4 separate regions of the Homo sapiens genome follow, and regions 1, 2 and 3 are each linked to region 4. Evidence: chromatin loops called from intact Hi-C (ENCODE). Cell type or tissue: heart right ventricle. All regions are shown on one strand.

Region 1 (5,000 bases), 47 kb after region 4:
AGCTATGAACGTGCCCCTGCACTCCAGCCTGGGTGACAGATCAAGATCTTGTCTCAGAAAAAAAAAAAGAGAGAGAGAGAGAAAGGCTGCTTAAGCCATTGCTCCATGCAACTCTCCAACCACATGTCAAACACCATTCCTACCATCTGTCCTTGGAGCCCTTCCCTCACCAGCACAGGTCTAACTACCCACTGCCAAGTGTGGGTACAGGGTAAGGCCCTGCTCAGTAAGCCTGTGGTCTGATACTAAAGTCATATCTTGCCATTACCCCCCGGCCCCACCAGTTATAGTCCAGAACCTTCCATCTTGCTGTTGGCTCTCTATGGCCTGGCTTCCTGACCCTGTTTTGCATGAACCCTTGACCAGCTGGGGCTTAAATCCCATGGGTGGGAATCTCATACACCTGCAGCCTTCTTGCCTATACCTGCTCACGCTCCTTCAAGCACAGGCCTCAGCCCTTATCTGAATAACCTGTCTGCTGGCTTCCTCCCCATCTGATAGTTTCACTCCTGGCTCCTCTCAGGCAGCAAAGAGGAATAAGCAAGCCACAGGCTGCAGCCTGGCAAGACAGTCAGGAAGGTGGCAGCTGCCCTGATTCAACCTTCCTCCTAGTCTATCTACTGCCTCTTCCTCCTCCATTCCCCAGTGACTCCATGAAACTTGTGTTCACAAACTTGAAAAATTCACTGGTGAGGCCAGGTGCAGTGGCTCATGCCTATAATCCCAGTACTCTGGGAGGCTGAGGTGGGAGGATCACTTGAGCCCAGAAGTTTGAGACCAGCCTGGGCAACACAGTGCGACCTCGTCTCTATAAATCCTTAAAAATTAGCCAGACATGGTGGTGCACGCCTGTGAATCCAGCTACTTGGGAGGCTGAGGTGTGAAGATCACTTGAGCTCAAGAGGTTGAGGCTGCAAGGAGCCACGATCACACCACTCCACTCCTGCCTGGGCCAAAGAGCAAGACTCTGACTCAAAAAAAAAAAAAAAAATTCACTGAGGAGATGTGGTAGATGGCTTAGAGGTCAATGTTATAGGTCAATGTCCCTTAGGTTGAACAGCACCTGTGTTGCTGGGTCTGCAATGTTGAGGACCCCGTGATGGTCTTCAATAAGGCTGGGGCGAAGGGGCTAAACCTCACTATCGTGTGCAAGCTCACCCCAGGCCTCAACAGAATTTATACATATAAAATTTATATGCATTACATGTTTACATATGTATGTATACATGTACATGTATATAGTATACATATGGATATATTTATATAAATATGCATATATACCTATACACATATACACATACATCTCTCATATTTAAAACAAAATAGAGCAATTAAAAGAGGAAAAAAACAAAGCCAACACACACGTACCCCTACCACCACCACTACGAACACCAACACGCCCCCACAGGCAAGATCTTGTCCCAAGTTTCTGAGAAACGTCACTTAATACTACGTAATCTCGAAATGATGGGGTCTGCCTACTGGCTTTGTCTGGAGACTGGACTCCAGCTGCTCTCCTAAACTGTCCTTGTCACCTTCTCATCAGGAGAAAAGGGGAACGTAAACATGAACCACACCAGAGATGGGCTATCCAGTGAGGCTGATATCATCTCAGGCGCCACCGACATCTCTCTCCAGCATTCTGTCATCTTATGATCAACTATGTAACTCCAGACATCCAGGGGAACCTGAATCCTAGAACTAGATGTCCCCAAATAAGTGGTTTCTCTGTAAAAGTCAAATGTGGATCACAAAACAAATGTGAGGGGAGTCCCAGGAAAGCCAGTTGCATAAGGGTGTCCTCAATTAAATTCTACACACGTCAATTTTTCCCCAGGGAGGGCGAGGCAGAGCTGAGAACAACATTGGACTGGACAGACTCAAGGCAGGGAAGAAATGGAATTTTCGCTCTTGAGATTCAAATTCCTGAGTCATAGTTGAAATCCCACTGCTATAATTGTTTTAATACACTGTCTCCACACACACAAAAAGACGCCTTTAAAAAGTTGTACTGGCTTCCAGATTCCCTGGTTAAAACCCTCCCTTCTCCTGGACGCTCTCAGATACAAGCTGTGTTGAACTCACTAGCAGCTGTCACATTCTGGCACTTGCTTGGGCTGTGACCAGAGCAGTCTTCCGCCCAACCAGGGAAGGCACAGGCTCTGCCGGCAGAGCAGGGGTTAATGGAAGCTGACCGCAGCACAGTTGTTAAGGTAATCAATACCACTGAGATACTAAAGCAGTGTAAGCCACAATATTGATTGCCAAGCAGATGATAAAACTGTTTATTATGATAATTGCAGGGTCCCTGCAAGATGCTCCCAGCGCTTCCTAAAGCTGTTTACAAAACTAATAAAGATTTGCCATTTCAAGGTCTTCCATTTTTAACCACCCCCCACCCCGCCAACTCCCCACAATCTCCCACTCCCAAAAAGCAGGCCTCACCCCTGGGCGGTTAACATGTTCTTCCCAGGGACAGGCACTCCATGGCCCGTCCTGGGTGGAGCTTCACTCTCAGATTCTCTAAAGAACAGACTGTCCTTCTCCACCCTCACCCTGCCCCCAACTTCAGGAAGGGGAGGACGGAAGCACAGCCGACAGCCACTCAGGGCCTTCAGATTTCCTCCTTAGGACCCGCCATGTGATAATTATGGGGTTTTATCGATGGAGGGGGGCTGCTCAGGGCTCCTTGGGCTGACATCCATTTGTTCTAACACATTTAAGAAACCACACCACCTTGGTTTGTAATTAAAACTTCTCTGGAGAACTTGGTGGCCATGAAGCTAACTGAACATGGTCAAATGCTGATTGTAGAATGCATTTCCGCCAACACTACTCAACTGTGACTTGGGCTGCTGAACTGGGCTTGGGTCCCAAGTTCTATCATGCCCAAGGCACCCATTTAGTTTTTATTAGCAGTGGAAATTAACTCCTTCTTGGTCACAGACACCACCGTTTTCCTCGAGACGCAAGTTATTGAATTATCGGCACCGTCTCCAATGCTGTCACCTCATGTTCAAGAGGAACTGCAATGCAGACATATTTTTCAATATAAGTAGGCATCTCGCAGGTAGTATAATCATGTTCTTCGGACCTCTTAGGGGAAAGCCACTGGGTCCTGCGATTAAGGATGGCAGCCCCAGGACTTCAGGGCTCTGCAAATATACCGAAGGTGTGTTTTCAGAGTGTGAAATGGAAAAAACATAGAACCCAGCCAGGTGCAGTGGCTCATACCTGTAATTCCAGAACTTTTGGAGGCCGAGTCAGACAGACCGCTTGAGCCCAGGAGTTTGAGATCAGCCTGGGTAACACGACGAAAACAAAACCCCACCTCTACGAAAAACACAAAAATTAGCAAGGTGTGGTGGCGAGCACCTGTAGCCCCAGTTACTCGGGAGACTGAGGTGGGAGAATCACCAGAGTCCAGGAGGCTGAGGCTGCAGTGAGTTGTGGGAGCTGTGATCCAGCCACTACACGCCAGCCTGGGCAACAAAGTGAGATCCTGTCTCAACACAAAACAAAGAACTCAAGTTTTAAGGAGAATTCAGTAGTCATTCCATCAGCAGCTAGAAGGCAAGCACCCATCCCTCACTCAACTCTCATAGCAGCTAAGAATATTTTACCTGTAATAGACTTCTACAGCACTAGGCCTTCAAAACAACATTTGCAATTGAAGGGACACCACTTTGAGAGCTGACAGGCCAAAGTAAGATGATGTGGAGGCTGCTTCCACCTCCCACCCTCCCCGATCAAAGCATGGAGAAATCATTCACCAGTGCTCCTGGTCTCCGTTGCCACTGCCACCTCAGTTTAGGTAGAGGGACCTCTACCTGCCCTATTTTCTTCCCATTCAGCTGCAACCAGCAGCTCTGGGAGGTCATTGCCCCCACACTGTGCCTGTGTACACATGTATGCTTCAATGGTGTGGACCAGTACAGACATGCAGCTCCTTTATAGACATCTGGTTCTGCCCCACCTACTCCCAAACACACAGAAATCAGAACACTGGAGCCAGTTTTATGTAGAGTATCATTCGTTTGCCAAAGACCTTGCCATGAACTCATGGATACCACAGCATGGCTGGAAGGGATGCACCAGGGATTCCTTTAACCTGGCTACCTGCTCTTAGAGGAACTATTTGGCAACCAGGAATGGCCGGAGGGAATCTGAGGCTTCCCTAGGACTGCCTTTCATGAATCACCTGCTCCTAGGCAAAGTGGCAAAGGACAGACAAACGCCACCTACTGAACTCCAAGCTGGACGCCCTATTCATTCACATATGCTCACGGGGCCCATGTTAACAAACACCTCCCTGGATTTGATACCAAAAGAAAGTTTAATATTATATGTGGCTAATTCTGCTGTTACCTTTTAACCTCACTTGCACATATCTGTCCTCCCAACAATAACTTCAGCAAAAAACATACCCTAAGAACAATATGGTCCACACTTGGAAACCCGCCCAACAGGGCCAGTCGAGCCTGCATAAGTGCTAAGAACCATTTAGGAGCACTGTAAACCATTAAGGCCATTAGCTCTAATTTGACCTCCACAAAATACATCAACCCACTAGGAACAAATTTAGAAGCTTTCCAAAGTCAAGTTCTCAAAACCTGAAAGGCTCATAAGCACAGTCTAGGGCAGGGAACAGCCAGCCAGTCCCGGAGCTACTCTTCCCGCTCCCACCTTTCCTGCAGCTGACTGAAGGGTGCATGCTTAGCTGGTACACGGACCCAAGATCCTTCTCCAGCCACTGGATCAGGAAGCTGTGGCCATCGAGGGGTCGATATGCAGGCTGGAACCCGCCAAACATTTCTGATTAAGGGATTCACTCCAGCCTTCCTCTGAGCTCACACCATATACAATCTTCCCTCTGCACTGCTCTAAATCACTTCTTTTCAAATAACGCGGATTTCTGGATTCATTTCCAAGTGATCCTGATTGGAATTCAATTGCACTAACTGGGTCCCTGCAACAGGTCAGGGTTCACCCAGTCTTTC
Region 2 (5,000 bases), 92 kb before region 4:
GCTTAGAGGTCGTTAAACCATGTGGCTGGTTGTGCGGTTTTTGGTTTAGTTTTATGCAAATGACTCTGGTTCCTAAATTCTTAAGATCTTGCTATGCATTTGTGGCATTGGTATCTTCAGGCCTGGCTCTGTGTCGAATGAGAGGCAAGTAGACTGCCCCGAAAACCCTGCCCCGCCCCCTCCCCTTCCTCATTTCCGAGATGAATGAAATGCTATTTCAATTAAGTCCTGTAGTAACAGTGCTCCCCTTCCCTGCCTTCATAGAGAGCTAAGCCGAGAGCACAGACAGAACTGAAGGTGAACAAACAAAGGGAAATGGAATGAATGAGAGAATGAACAGGTGCATGAGGGGAACGAGGGAGGCCCCGGCAGGTTCCTGCTCCTCCGTGTGGCGGAAAAGAGGGCAAGGTGCGGACACCAGAGGCTTGCTTCTGGAAAAGCAGCTCCAAGCGGGGGAAACAGAGGCAGCACTGCGGAGATGAGGCACACTTCTTCCTCCCCCTGCGCCCAGTGCTTGTGAAGGTCTGGAAGGGAAGGAAAGAAGGGGAGATGCACCTGAGAAAACACTGGAACCCCCTCCCCCTGCCACCACACACACGCCTAGAGGACGCACACTCCTGGCTGCAGCCCGGCCTGTGATGGGAATTTATTTCCCTCAATTATGTGCTCTTGTCCCCAGTCTCAGTTCATCAGCACAGTGCAGCCAAGTCAATGAAAGGCTCCATAATGAAGTCATCGCATGCACAGGGACATCCCGGCACCTGCCCGCTGGGCTGGCAGGGCTGCAGCCACGCCCGGCCCTGAACCAGGCCTGCGTGGGCTCTCCGCCCCCAACTCACATCACTGCCCCACGCCACGTGCTCCCACGCTCTGTGTCACGGCACCCCCGTCCTGCCCCAGGAGCCTGTGTTCTGGCTGCCATCTTCTTTGCCCCAATCCCAAATGTTCTGACCGCAAAGCATCTGTGACCCAGACCAATCAGTACAAAACACTGACGACTTTCCCTTTCTCCTGCCTGTGTAGACCCCTTCACCACCAAGAGCCTGATCACAAAAACCAATACCACGCGCCTGGAAAGCCTCCATTGGCTTAAGTCATTAGCAAGTATCTAACAATAGCAACACAATCATCACTCAGCTGAAGTAGATAGTATTAGGACTCTCATTTCACAGATGAGGCTCAGAGAGGTTAAATTACTGGTGAAGGTCACATAGCTAGGAGGTGACAGCTGATGCCAAGGACCATATGCTTAATGGCTACCTCTAGAGGCACCAACCATGGTGGCCTTCACAGGAGAACACACACTTGTGCTTGTGCTGTCTGTCCATCCATCCGCCCACCCATCACATATCCATGTGGCACCTACCCCAGGCATTGACAACACGGCTGTGAACACAACAGGAAAGCCCCTGCTCTCATGGGGCAGGGGCAGGAAGGAGTGGGGAGAGTAAAACACAGTAAGCAGCTCAGTAAGTGAGCATATTCTAAGTCAGAGGCTGCTAAGGGTCAACGATAAAGTAGAAAAAGGAATCCAGGGAGTTCCTTAACATGGGAAGCTCAGAGAGGGTGGCATTTGCACACAGACCTGGAAGAAGTGAGAGTGTGAGCCACAGGAGGCTCACATGGCAGAGGCATGGCACGTGCAAAGACCCAGGGCACAGAAGGAGGGCTGGCCTGCTGGAAGAGCGCTGAGCGCTAAGCAGGGAGAGAAGGGACAAGGCAGGGGATAAGCTCAGAGAGGTCTTGGGCAGCATCCTGTAGGCCTTGCTACCCACTGCAGGCCACGGGCACTGTGAGCATGAAAGGTACCTTTGAGAAAGTCAGAACAAGGTGCTCCTCCAGCACCTCTTCCTCTGGGCACATATGGTCCTGAGACCCACCACTCCCTCTGCTGGGTAAGGTAGTGTCTGGGATGGACTGCAGTCTTTATGCATCCCCCTTAGCAGAGAACTGTTTGTGTGGGGGACAACCTGCACGGCTTTAGCTGGTGGCCCCGGCAGGGATTTCCAGTAGAAAAACTCCTGTCTTTCCCTAAACATGCATGTGCAATATATCAGTGCAGATACGGATGTGGCTGCAGATACAGATAAAATCTCTTTGAACCTTTCCATTTACTGGGGGCTGGCAGGGGTGGGGGTAGAGCTGGCCTCACGGTGAAGAAACACAAAGAGGGGAAGCGGACCAGTGGCTATCCTTTGCCATGGGCGGTGCTGCAGCACTTGGACAGTCTGGACGCCCATAAACCAAAGGACCCATCTGACCATCGTGCTCTGAAGCCTCTCCCTGAGAAGAGGACAGGGCAGCACCAAGACTGGGGTGAAGGACTCAAGGCTCAGAATGGCAAATGCAGAAATTAGTTACTGCGGTGCAAATGCAGAAATTAGTTACTGACTGTTCTGCATGTCCCTTCTATGGAAATGCATTGTCCCTGCACCTAAATGTATTTCAGTGGACTTTGTAAATTTAAAAGCCATAGAAAACTATGTGACCTCGGCAGGGCTATTTTAAGCTAGCACTTCCTAGTACAAAATGAATTTGGTATTGAGGATGAAGGGGGGACTTTATTTTTCTCAAATTGGCTGTTGTAGAAGAAAGTCTGCTCAACTCAGCACTACCTAAGACGTGTCTCCCCCTAGTGACACGCAGACCTCTCTGCTACTGGTGCCACCACCCTGCAGTCTCAGGGCTGGAGCAAGGCAGCTAGGTGCAGGCAGGCAGCATTAGTTCTGCAGGCTGCATCTGGCCCTGAACCTAGGACCAGCCATCTCTTGGTACCCTGGGAGCTCCAAGAAACTCAGTGGTCAGGCCCCGGAGTGTTCCAGGTTTTGCTGCAATGTTAAGAAGTGAGCCCGGAGCACCCCCAGGGCAGCTGATCCACACACAGCTTCCGCAGCCAAGGGAAAAGAGGGGATGGATGGAGGCCAGGATAAAGAAGGGGAGGGGTGGCAGGTAAAGGGAATCTCCCCAGAGGAGTGAATTCCTTTCCAGGCTTGCTGGGGACCCAACAGGGACACCCCAAAAGGCAAGGCCTAAAGCCAGAGCAAAAACAAGCAGACGCAAAGCAGGGGAGAGTAAGCGATGGGCGAAGACATAAAAGCCCAAAGATGAGAGCTGAATGGAACAGGAAGCAAACCAGGGCCAAACCCATCACGGCTTAAAGCAAACGTTAATGTAGGTTCCACATTGATCTGAAGCCCGAGGGGGAGGAGGCTGGGTGCAGCCAGGCTCCTCCCCTCCTCCATCTCATTCCATTCACATCATCAGGAGAACTGTGTTTTGGGGAAGGGGTCAGGACAATGATTGGAGCCTGAACTTAGCTGCTGCCTTTTACAGTAGCTTCCCAGAATAAACTGCCCCAAGACTTCATCCATCACCAAAAAAGGCAACTGTAAAAACACAGGTCGCCAGCCCCTTGCCTCACACCAGCACAGTGGCCCTCCCTCCGCTCCTGGGGATGGGGGTGCTGAGGGGGAATGGAGGGCAGGCGCTCAGGCCTGGCACTAATTGCTCTTGGGGATGCTGTGTGGTGTGGGGGCTGTTCCCTGCGCTAAGCAGTTAGGAACTTCCTAAATCATTAACCTTTCTCGGAGCGCATTGTACTGGGAGGTGCTCCCTCTGCAGCCTATTCACGAGCCCTATTGATCTGCCGCACACTCGGTGCCTTCAAAGTTGTTTATGATCAATATGCAAATTGCCCATGGCATTGATCTAGTATTAATTTTCAATTAGGGAATCCACAAGGGGTCTCTGAGGGTCAATACCTAACAATGCAAAGGAAACTCCGCTGTGGAGTATCAGGCCTGATGCTGATAAAAGCTTCCTAAGCCTCCTCCTCAACAGTTCCAGGCCCTCTGGGCTGTCACCTTCACTGTGGCTCATTTGGTTCCCTCCTAAGTCAGACCCCTTCGGCGGCCTCCCAGGCTGGGTCTGCGGCCATCACCCTGTGCCCCCCCTCCCACCCCCTATGCCACTGGAACACCTCCTGGCCTGCCAGTGCCTGCCCCTCTTGCCCGCCCTCCTGATCAGATGCCCCCAGACATGCCTCCTCATCTCCCCATGCCACGCCCAGACCCAGGACCACTCTCTCCCCCAGCTCCCCAACCACACATACCTTCTTCCTCCCTCTTTCCCTTTCCCTCGTTTCTGCTTAGTCACGGAACGTCACCTTGGCATGCTGCCACGGCTGGAGCTGGCGAGCTGCACGGTCCCCAGAAATCTCAGGCAGGCAGGCAGAGCGCCGGGCTGCCAGGTTATGCTTGGCAAACAACCCACTGATGTCATTTCAAAAAACCAGGGGGGAAGGAAAAAGGCACAGCTTCAAATCATCTGTTTCTCCTTCTTTCTTTCGTCTAGCAAAATTTTTCTTCCTAATGAAGCCCGGGGGTGGGGGATGTTAATTACTTTACCACTCACTCATGGTTCCCAGAAGAGGCCAACGCCCGCCCTCCAGGAGCACAGGGCAGTGCGTGTGAGCCACTGACGGAGAGTGTCCCTGGGGACAGTGTGCCCAGCTGGGACTGGAATGACCCGGGAACTCAGTCATTCCATTTACGCCCCTAACAGCCCCTGAGAGACTTGCGTGGGAAAGCTCTGCAGCCAGAGGAGCTGCAAGAGAAAAACGTGGCTTGGTCTCCTCCCAGCAGGTAGGGGGACAAAAGCAGGGCTCAGCCATACTCCAGCCTGGGGCCCAGCCGGCTCAGCCTGACTTCTCTCTCTGCCAGGAGGTTGAAATGTGCTTACGTTTGGAATAAACCTGCCTGAAGATGAGGCCACGATCCTGCCAAGATGGTGCCCACGATCCTGCCTAAGTCCCAACCCATGCCCTGCCCACTTTCCACACTGCCACTCATGGCACTAACCAGTGCATTAGCTAGCCAGGCTAATAGGTTTATGGATAACATTAATTACCACGTTCCTCATTAATGGATGAAATCTTTATTGGTGCCATTGATCAGCGGACTTGTTAGCTGGCCTCCTAACCAATGGCGGATGTAACAAGC
Region 3 (5,000 bases), 230 kb after region 4:
CTGTACTTCCTGTCTCCCCAGGAAGTGTCAGTCAGAGATTTTCAGGAAAGGGTGTTGTCATGGAAACCTGAATTGGCTCTTCCCCTCCAGGCTGTATGGGGACAAGTGCCCTCATGTGCCCCAGCTGTCCCCAGGCTTGTGGAAGAGGGCAGTCAGTTTGAGTTTTCCGACGCACCGTGGAAAATCCAGAGCCGACAATGTCTGGGACTACAGAACCGGCGACAGCGTGCGGCAGGGATTCAAGTCCAGAATGCGGTGGAACCTGTTATGAACTAATTAAAATTTAATCTGCTAAAGCCATTTTCTCCATCATTTGGGAACCCTCTCTTGACTTCAGCAAGTTCCAAAGAGCCTCTCAAATAGAGGATGCTGTATTTTTGCACTTTTTTTCTCTGTGTATTAGATTTCATCCCCCCAAAAAAGCCCTTTTTAAAAAGGGATTCTAGATAGAGTAGCCATATAATTTATCATCCAAACTGGGACGCTTTTGAGAGTGAAAAGAAGTGCTATTAATAATTACTCTGGGATAATAGATACAAACTGGGCTGTTCCGGGGAAATGCCGAGGTATCTTCAAGGAAACTGTAGGGTCAGGCACCGATCAAATGCATCCACTGGGCTGAAAGCCTCAGGCAGAAGGAGCTCTGTCTGTGTGACTCTTGTGCCTTGGATAGTGCTTGGTCTACAGTGAATGTGTAAATCCACAGTTGTCCTGGGTGTGCCTTCTGAACAGAAAATGGCGGGGGGGGCGGGGTGGGGGGCGGGCAGAGTGAACCCAGACGTTCCTTGCAATTTCACAGCCGCAAAGGGGAATCTGTGTTCCTGCAGCGCAGGCAGGTACACGATGCATAAGCGTCTGTGTATTCTGTGTTTACTGATTCCTAACTGTTAGCAGTTAATTGCCATCTGTTGACACACCCTGAGGGGGAATGTTAAGCAGTTCTCGACATCTGCATATATATTCTCTGCCTACATATTTTACTAACTCTTGTTTATGGGACCCATTTCCTCAAATCCATGCTACTGTGCCCCTGATTTTGTAACATACACGTACCCGGTGTCAACCTTTGGGGTTGAATGGGCAAAAATGCCCTCCTCAACTGTTCCCAACACAAAGAAATACTAAATGCTTGAGATGATGGCTACCCTAAATACCCTAATTTGATCATTACACATTATATCAAAATATCACACCTACCCCATCAATATGCACAATGATTATGTATCAATAAAAAAATGGGAAAAAATTCCCTTTTGGGTCCGCCAGAGATGCTGACTGCAGACCGGGTCCTGCCCAGACTCGCCAGCCACTCCATTTCCCACCCCTCCTCCACCCGCCTGCCGGGTCCTTCAGGAAGAGTGAAATGGTCCATTGATCCCTGAGGAGGAAAAGAGCATGTTCGGCCTTTTGAGAGGTTATGGACACTCTGAGTGACACCCGAGCCCAAGCCTCCAACAGCAAGTCCGGCAGCCCCGGGGTGCAGGGGCGAGGCCCGGCCTTGTCTCTGCCATCCACGTGTAATCTGGCCCTGAAACTGACCAGCTCCGACGCCCTCCTTCCTCCTGCCCGCCAGGCGCTTCGTGTTCTTCCCATGTCTTGGGAGAGATCCGTCTCCTTTGACAGACTCAAGATTCCAGGCCGAACTTTCCCATGCCACCGTCCCTCAAAATAGCCCCAGCCGAGCTGTATTTATAGCCGTGTGAGACTCTAATGGGCCAATTTGTTTGAATTTCCACTGCTTTTGTGTTGAACTTACCCCTCTCCTGTGGGCAGTCTCTTCAGGCCTTTATTGATGGGGTGTGTGAGGATGGCGTAGGCCGTGTTCAAGATGGTAGCTCTATAGAGCGTGGGGGCTGTTTTGCATATTTACTGTTCTTTAAAGCCGGTTTTTTGAGAGAGAGAAAGAGACAGAGAAAGAGGTTTCTGTAAGTAGCCCGGACAATGAGAACAAGACCGGCTGTATGCCAAGCACGGGATCCCGGCCAAAACACATATCATTAGCTTGGACCAGCTATAAGCAAGGAAATGAGAAACATATGCTAGGAGCAAGGTTAGGAGTGAAGGACCATGGGTCATTGACAGTCGCCCTAAAACTTTTCCCTTGTTCTTCAGCTGTGGCCTGGCGGTGTCAAATGTCATTTCGACTGCCTTGATTTCTCATGGTGGGGCTGCCTGTGGTTTTTTTTTTTTTTTTTCTTTCTTTCTTTCTCCCCCTGCTGTTTCCTGATGGGACTGTTTTTTTGTTTTTTTTTTTGTTTTTTTTTTTTTTTTTTGGGAGGGGAAAAGAGAACAGTCAGGGAAGGGCTTATGTGATAGTTTTTCTCAGTTCTGGGAAAATAACCTTGTTTCCTGTGATGCACTCTTCAATTCCTCACTTTCTCTGAAGCAACGATGTCTCTGGGTTTTGGATCCATACTGGTTTGAGAGGGGAAGACTGAGGGGAGGCTTTTAAAGCAGTTCTTGCTGTTTCTTTCTTAAATATAATTAGATGCGCCTCATTACCTCACACTGAAGGACTTTTGTACTTTTTCGAGCTGTGTTTTCTGAGATCTTCCGTGGGCGACGGCTTGTCGTTTCCACTTGCAGTTAATTGCATTAGCAGGTATTTTCCCCCCGCCCCTCCCGCCCCGGCATATTTGTCCTCTCTTCTCGCTCTCCCCAAGATATCTGGAGTCGATTTTGCGAGTCCGAAGGCCACACCCAGGGAGTCTGCTTGTGCCTGAACGTGATGAAGGATCTGGATTCCTTTGGCCCTTCCCAGTTTCCCTTTCCTCCACCTCATTCTTTTTTCTTAAAGTCTTCCCCGGACAGTTTACTAACAATGCTCTGCTCTCTTGCACTCCAAGGTCAGGACCCCTGTTCCCTATAAAACCCAGATGAAGAACTGTATCCATGCAACTCAGAGGCGGTCCCTGGAGAGCATCCCATGTGGCTACTGTTCTGAAACGACCACAACCGCCCAGGAAACTCACCAGGCTCCGACACCCAGGTTTGGCCAAAGTCACAAGATAGCCACGGATATACCCTGCCATTCCCATGAAGGGAACGCTATAGAAGTGGGGGCGCAGGGCAGTTGCAAGCCTGTATGGCAGAAAGGGGAAGGAATAAAATGCTCTCCCATAAACCCCTTCGGACCTTCATTCCTTTAAGATTTAGGGAATGGTGTTGGGGTGGAACCATGTAAAATAATTAAAACATTCGGTCCCTGTTTATCTTTTGCTTCCTTCTCTGTGCCTTGTTCTGAAAATAAACTTTGCAGTTAGTTTCCGGGCTCCCAAAATTCCCAAGTGTGTGAGCGTCCTCAAGGCTTTGGGCAGAGTTAATGACCGGCTTGAGGTTCACTGGACGTGTTTCCCCCAGGCGAGCCACCTTTTTTTCCTTAACTTCAGTTTCTGGGTAGCAGATCTCTCTTCTCTGCATGGAGACCTTCCTGGTCACAGGAGGAAACCTCACTTGCTGATGCCTTCTAAGGCCTCAGTGGATCAGGAATGGGTGGTGTGTGTGTTCACACAAAACAACAACAACAACAACAACAACAACAACAACAACAACAACAAAAGGAGGAATAAGGGCTGCCAAACCGCAACATGCAGGCAACGGGCATTTAAGTTTTATATTGACAGCGAGGCAGGATCCTGGTCAGATACCTGAAACTCTTCCAATTTCAAGGAATCTATTCCGCGACTCTCTCTCTTCCCTGTCTTTAGTGGTAGAAGGGGGCTGGTATTAGGTTTGAGTTCACGTGTTTTCTTTTTGCATCCTCACTGCTTGGGCTGCCTCTCAAATCTCCACACAGCCAAAACCTGCCTCCAACCCACCATTTCCTGTCATCTCCTCCACTGTAACCCTCCTGGCCCAGTCACATCTCCTCTTGCTGGAAACCTGTAATGCCTTCTAAATGGTCCCCACACTCTTCTCCTGCCCCATTGCAGTCCGCTCATCAATGAGCGACCCAGAGGGATCCTTTAAAAACCCAAATCAGGGCCGAGCACAGTGGCTTATGCCTATAATCCTAGCATTCTGGGAGGCCGAGGTGGGTGGATCACTTGAGGTCAGGAGTTCAAGACCAGCCTGGGCAACATGGCAAAACCCCGTCTCTACTAAAAATACAAAAAAAAAAAAAAAAAAAAATTAGCCAGGCATGGCGGCACATGCTTGCAATCCCAGCTACTCGGGAGGCAGGAGAAACGCTTGAACCTGGGAGGTGGAGGCTGCAGTGAACCGAGATAGCGCCACTGCACTCCAGCCTGGGTGACAGAGCAAGACCCCCTCTCAAAACCAACCAACCAACCAACCAAATACCCAAATCAGATTAAGCCCATTTCCCTGCTGAAAACCCCACTTGGCCTGGTGTGGTGGCTTACACCTCTAATTCCAGCACTTTGGAAGGCTGAGGCGGGCGGATTACTTGAGGTCAGGAGTTCGAGACCAGCCTGGCCAACATGGTGAAACCCTGTCTCTACTAAAACTAAAAAAATTAGCTGGGCATAGTGGCTCATGCCTGTAATCCCAGCTACTTGAGATGCTGAGGCAGGAGAATCACTTGAACCCAGGAGGTGGAGGCTGCAGTGAGCTGAGATTGCACCACTGCACTCTAGCCTAGGCAACAGAGAGAGACTATGTCTCCAAAACAAACAAACAAACAAACAAAAAAACCACTGGTGGCCCCTGCCTGCTTCTCCAACTTGGTCTTGAGCCATCTCCCCTTCACCTTTTATGTTCCAGCCACACTAGCCTCATTTTCATCACCAGTAGAGTGAGGATGTAACAACGCCTGCTCAGAGGGCTGGGAGGAGTAAGTGCATTAACACACACAAAACATCTAGACCAGGGTCTGGCCATGATAGGTGCTCGATAAAGGGAAGTGCCATTAACAGTTTACTTCTTTGAATTTGCCAAGGACTTTTCCCGCTTCAAGACCTCACAAAAGCCTCTGTCACTTATCATTTCCCCTTTATATGGCTGGCTCTTTTTTATCCTTTGGGTTCAAGTTTACATGT
Region 4 (5,000 bases):
AGTCCTTTCTGCACCATGCTAAGCCTGCGGAGTTCATTCTCAGACATTCGAATGCAAATGCCAGGTGGGGAGCTGGATACAGGAAGAGGCCTAGGCTAGGGACAGATTCAGATGTCATCAGAAAGTAGATGGGGTTTAAAACCACTGGACTGAATGAGATACTTAGGGAGAGTTACAGACAGAAAAAAGAAGGGGCTCTGGGACAAGCCTGGGGGCATAATAACACTCATCGTGAAGTCACAGAAGAGAAGCCAACAGAGATAGACAAAGGGCAAGAGTGGCAAAGGCGGCTGAAAGGTCCGGCGAATTAGGACACAGCCGACAGAGTCAGCAACACAGAAACCACTGGCGACCTGTCCTACTAGTGGTGAAAAGTGTCACTTCTGGATCCAGCAACTGGGAGGGGACATGGTGAGTCAACTCCCAGAGTGGGCATGATTCAGAGTGAGGGGTTGCTGGGCAATGCGGCCTTGGGCCTTGGGTGCCAGCCCCCATGGAGGACCAGGTGACTTCCATGAGTACAGGCTGCCAGCTTCAGGGCCACCGCCATGCTACACCCCGCAGCTGCTCCCACGCCACCTGCAGAAGGCAGTACCTTTCCATCCTCTCTGTTCCACTTCTACCACTGCAGAGGGAAGGAAGGAAAACACCATCTCCTCTCACTTCCTGACCTTCCTCCTCTGCCTCCAAGAGCCTTTTTTTGGTTTGTTTGTCCTATGCACGACTTTTTCAGTTTTCCAACAATCACTGGTGTCCTATACTTCTTAACCCTCCACTTGTAAAACAACACCTTTCAGACACTCCTCAGCTACTTTTCTTGCAAAGAAACTTGCTGTCAGTAAAGACAAGAGAGTAAATGGAGAGAAACGGATAACCACCTGCTGATGTCTACTTGTGCTGCATTCTTGAGAAACTCACAAAACTGAAGGCAATCCAGGTCCTCAAGAGGTTTACGAACCAGTTGGTGAAACCACCTAGCACATGACGCAGAGACCAGCGTGGTGCCAAACAGTGTGACACCCGTGTGGGGCAGAGATGCCGTGTGTGGGTACAGCAGCTGGAGAGACAGTTCTGGAAAACCAGGGATATGTCACTAGAGCATAAAAGATGGACAGGAAATATGCTCTTCCTTAAAGTCTGATTAAAAAATAAAAGATACTTTCCAACAGGGCCCCGTGCCCATCTCAGCAACGCAGGGCGTGTGTAACCAAATCACACAGAAATGAGCACTTAAAATGACATCTGTTGGATTAATTAGCTGTGTAATTAGTCTCCCCTCAGCGGAGCTGGGCTTTGTGGCTGTTGTCTGAAATCTCCCCAGGTGACTTGATTCCAAATGCCACACTCCAAGAGGAAGAAAGCACAGGCCAGGAAAAGAAGACAGGCGTCCGAATGTGTTTGCGGGAGGCAGCGGGAAGGGAGAGGGAGTTTCTGGAGAATTTGGTGGGTCCCTCGGGAAGCTAGCTAGAACATCAGGGAGGAATAGCCATCCACAGAGGTGTCACTCGAGAACTCACCACCTCAGAGCAAATCGGCACGCCCCCAAGGCATGAGTTTTGGATAACCCCAAAGCACTAAACACTCAGAGACATGAATTAGGGCGGCAAGACCCTGGAGGTGAAGAGAGCCGAGTATGGATTCCGAGTTGGACACAAAGAGACGGGACAGAGGTCAGAGCTCTTGTCCCTGGAGGAGTTGTTTGGTCTTCCTCCGCTGACAGCTGCAGCCATCACTAATGTGAACCCAGTCTGGGCAAAAAAAAATTAATAATGAAAATGGTCAGAGCCTAATCTGAGAACCAGAAAGTGAACAACCACGCACAAACAGAAGTCTCCAGCCAAATCACTCCCCACAGTGCTTCCTCAAGCACAGCTGGCTTCGGAGTCACACTTGCTGACTCATGTCTAGGACACATAGCCCTGGGACCCGCGCCACTTGGCCTGGCTCACTAGAGGAGCCGAGGAATATTCCCCATGCTTCTCTATCTATAATTATTTTAGAAAACAAGAGACATGGCGGTAGAGGGGAAGTATAGAAGACAAAGGCACAGGAGCTATGGGAGGACCACAGTGAAAACCATCTTGGAGCAGGGGACTCCTCAGCTGGGGACGAGCCAGTGGGGTTACCTTTGATCTCCCCCACCCCCATCTCGAGGCACAGAGTACCCTCCACAGAGCAAAAACATCCGATGCTGCTCAGAGAACCTTCCTGGGCCTGCGACAATGAGCAGTTCGTAAAGAATCTGGAACATGAAACATTCAAATCAAACAAGCCCTGTTCGAAACCAGCAAGACATGTTCTAAAGCTAGATGGAGCCACTCTGCTAAGACACTCCCTGCCATAAACACAATCGGAGCTCCTCCCAGATCTTCAGTAGCGCCAACAGGCATCTGCAGGACCACTGCAGTGACACAGACTCGCTCCCAAGGGCAAAAGGGGTCTGGGAGCAAACACCAAACCCCGACATTATCATTCTCATTGTCCCGAAGGCCCATAGATACAGGCTGGGTGCAGTGGCTCAGGCCTGTAATCCCAGCACTTTGGGAGGCCCAAGTGGGCGGATCACTTGAGGTCAGGAGTTCGAGACCAGCCTGGCCAACACGGTGAAACCCTGTCTCTACTAAAAACACAAAAATTAGCCGGGTATGGTGGCAGGCGCCTGTAATCCCAGCTACTTGGGAGGCTGAGGCAGGAGAATCACTTGAACCCGGGAGGCAGAGGTTGTGTGCAGTGCTGTGATCATGGCTCACTGCAGCCTTGACCTCCTCGGCTCAAGCAATCCTCCCACCGCAGCCCTCTCATGTAGCTGGGACTATAAGCACCACCACACCCTGATAATTTTTTTATTTTTTGTAGAGATGAGGTCTGGCTATGTTGCCCAGGCTGGTCTTGAACTCTCAGGCTCAGCTGATCCTCCCACCTCAGTCCCCACTGCAGCTAGGACCAGAGGTGTGTGCCGCCACACCTGGCTAATTTTTTAAATTTTTTTATAGAGACAGGGTCTGTTTATGTTGCCCAGGCTGGTCTTGAACTCCCGGGCTCAAGTGGTTCTCCTGCCTCAGCCTCCCTGTGTTGAGTTTACAGGTGTGAGCCATGGCCCCAAACAAGTTTTTTAGTAACACATTACACATTCGTGAGCCTGAGTCTGTACAAAATCCTACTTCAATGGCCAGCACAAAATCAGTACTCCACAAATGTTGTTGACCCAGGGAACGAAGACCCCTTCCCAGTGATTTCAGTCTCCCAGAAGCTGCACAGGGAAATCTGGGAAATCCTGTGCCTCTTGGGTCCTGAGGGCTGGGGTCTGAACCCATGGGAGGAGAAGAAGTCAGGGTAGCCAATGCAAGGATGCCTTCCACCCAGAACCCAGACTTCTGTCTCATTCTGAGGGGCAGCAGGAAGACACGGATGCCCCGGTGTGACACGTGCCACCAAGAAAACTCCACAGAGGTCAGCTCAGAAGGGGTTAGAAAGGTCCAGTCATCCTCCAGGAAGAGCATACTGCCAGCGACAGAAGACAGGAAGAGAGACTCAAAAGGAACAGCAGGTGGGTGTAAACCCCTTCAGCAACCCCAGTGCACAGGCCGGCCCTGCCAAGGCAATGTGGGTATCACTGTTGACCTAAGAGACTGGCTATGCTTTGGAGGCTCTCATCCTGAGTCCGGGAACATGCTCCACTCATTAACAGGTTACAAACCAAACACTATCAGTAGATAAACATTTCTAACCTTCTAACTAGTTTGCCTTTTACAGAACCAGGAGGGGGACCCTAGAGAACATCTCCTAATCATTCTTGATGATTAGTCCCAATTTAAACCTACTCTCTGCATTCCCTATTAGCGACCTATACACCATAGGCACACAGGGTCTCCCACGCACTGTGAGCAATGCTCACGTGCTGTGAATTTTCATGGTCTACATATAAGTAACCAGTGCAGGAGGAGACCAAGAAGGCCTGGAGTGAACCAGGGGCAGCTTCAACATCTGGCCAAGTTGCTGGTGACCGAACCAGGCCTCCTGATGTCCACTGTGTGACGCAAAGGCATTTCAATAAAAGGGACTCATGAAAAAAATGACTGAAAAGTAAGTTTGAACAAACAGCTCTAGAGAAAATTTCAGATTTCTTTATAGGAAAGCATTTTACTTAACACACAAAATGTGAATATTGGATAGGACACTTTTCTATAAATAACAAAAACTGGATATCATCATTAGAGGCATTTGTAAATTTCTTTTGTTGGGAACCACTGGAAGAAAACGGGTTTCACAAACAAGGAAGCCACATAGCTCTCTTTACACTTCTATAGAGCCTGCTGGCAGGTCATTATGAACAAATTTCTAGGCTATCCAGAGGTAGAGCTGCTAAACAAAACACGGGATGCCCAGTTAAATGTGAATTTCAGGTAAGTGTAAGTATAATTTATGAGATACACTTACACAAAACATCATTGTTGCTTATCTGAAATTTACGTTTGGAGGCCAAGGTAGGAGGACCACTTGAGCCCAGGAGTTTGAGACCAGCCTGGGCAACATAGTGAGACCCTGTTTCTATTTTTTTTTAATGTCATATAAATTTCTTTTTATACAAAGAAAAAGAATGAAATTCACATCACTGAGAATTCCACAGTTTTCTTTGCTGTATTTGCCAACACCATCCCAAGTCACCACCCTAATGTTGCTAGTTTCTACAGTCGCCAGTATTTCTATGAGTGACAGATTTTCTGCCATTAGAAAATTTTAACTTTCATTCTACATCCCGGCTGCTGTAAGTGCTAAAAATCAATTTCTGTTAAGTATTAAATATATACTTACTCAATACTACCGAAATGGTTTTCATAGTAACAGCCTTTCCCACCCTACACTTACTAGTATTTACAGTTTCAACTGATGTGTAAAACAGAATAAAGTACATGGTTCAGGTGGATCATATAATTATTTAAAAACTCTTGCCTTTTCCTGACTATGTTCCTGACAATGCCTAATTGTTCCCTTATGATTTC

The links. A loop is a pair of places that touch in the nucleus more often than their neighbours do. Peaks named below come from ENCODE experiments on the same cell type or tissue, not always from the same donor. Only the 100,000 strongest peaks of a DNase experiment are listed, where the experiment ranks them.
Region 1: a loop joins it to region 4, with 2.4 times the contacts of the local background. A loop is called at or near these places in 18 of 110 quality-filtered maps.
Region 2: it touches region 4 in a loop (4-fold over the local background); 34 of 110 quality-filtered maps call a loop at or near these places.
Region 3: it touches region 4 in a loop (4-fold over the local background); 8 of 110 quality-filtered maps call a loop at or near these places.

Annotation. Positions count from the first base shown.
Region 1 is chr16:72,983,652-72,988,651 of GRCh38, forward strand. The region is part of intron 1 of ZFHX3 (zinc finger homeobox 3); the gene reads right to left. Among named protein-coding and RNA genes, the nearest start is that of ZFHX3, 62 kb to the right of the region's middle. In heart right ventricle, no CTCF peak of the experiment used is centred here; DNase peaks (open chromatin) are centred at 1,740, 2,110 and 2,520; H3K4me3 peaks cover 555 bases; H3K27ac peaks cover 2,720 bases.
Region 2 is chr16:72,844,690-72,849,689 of GRCh38, forward strand. All of the region lies in intron 4 of ZFHX3 (zinc finger homeobox 3), which reads right to left. Among named protein-coding and RNA genes, the nearest start is that of ZFHX3-AS1, 180 kb to the left of the region's middle. RefSeq lists an enhancer at 723-1,222 and a silencer at 2,625-2,684. In heart right ventricle, a CTCF peak has its summit at 2,626 (motif pointing left); DNase peaks (open chromatin) are centred at 4,172 and 4,472; H3K4me3 peaks cover 1,206 bases; H3K27ac peaks cover 3,172 bases.
Region 3 is chr16:73,170,754-73,175,753 of GRCh38, forward strand. It overlaps a transcript of ZFHX3 not described here. Among named protein-coding and RNA genes, the nearest start is that of ZFHX3-AS3, 60 kb to the right of the region's middle. RefSeq lists enhancers at 1-144, 145-644, 715-1,564. In heart right ventricle, CTCF peaks have their summits at 2,159 and 2,358; DNase peaks (open chromatin) are centred at 1,666, 1,968 and 2,935; H3K4me3 peaks cover 843 bases; H3K27ac peaks cover 3,848 bases.
Region 4 is chr16:72,937,104-72,942,103 of GRCh38, forward strand. The region is part of intron 3 of ZFHX3 (zinc finger homeobox 3); the gene reads right to left. Among named protein-coding and RNA genes, the nearest start is that of ZFHX3, 110 kb to the right of the region's middle. RefSeq lists an enhancer at 1,747-2,041. In heart right ventricle, a CTCF peak has its summit at 2,318; DNase peaks (open chromatin) are centred at 1,908 and 2,358; H3K4me3 peaks cover 476 bases; H3K27ac peaks cover 3,524 bases.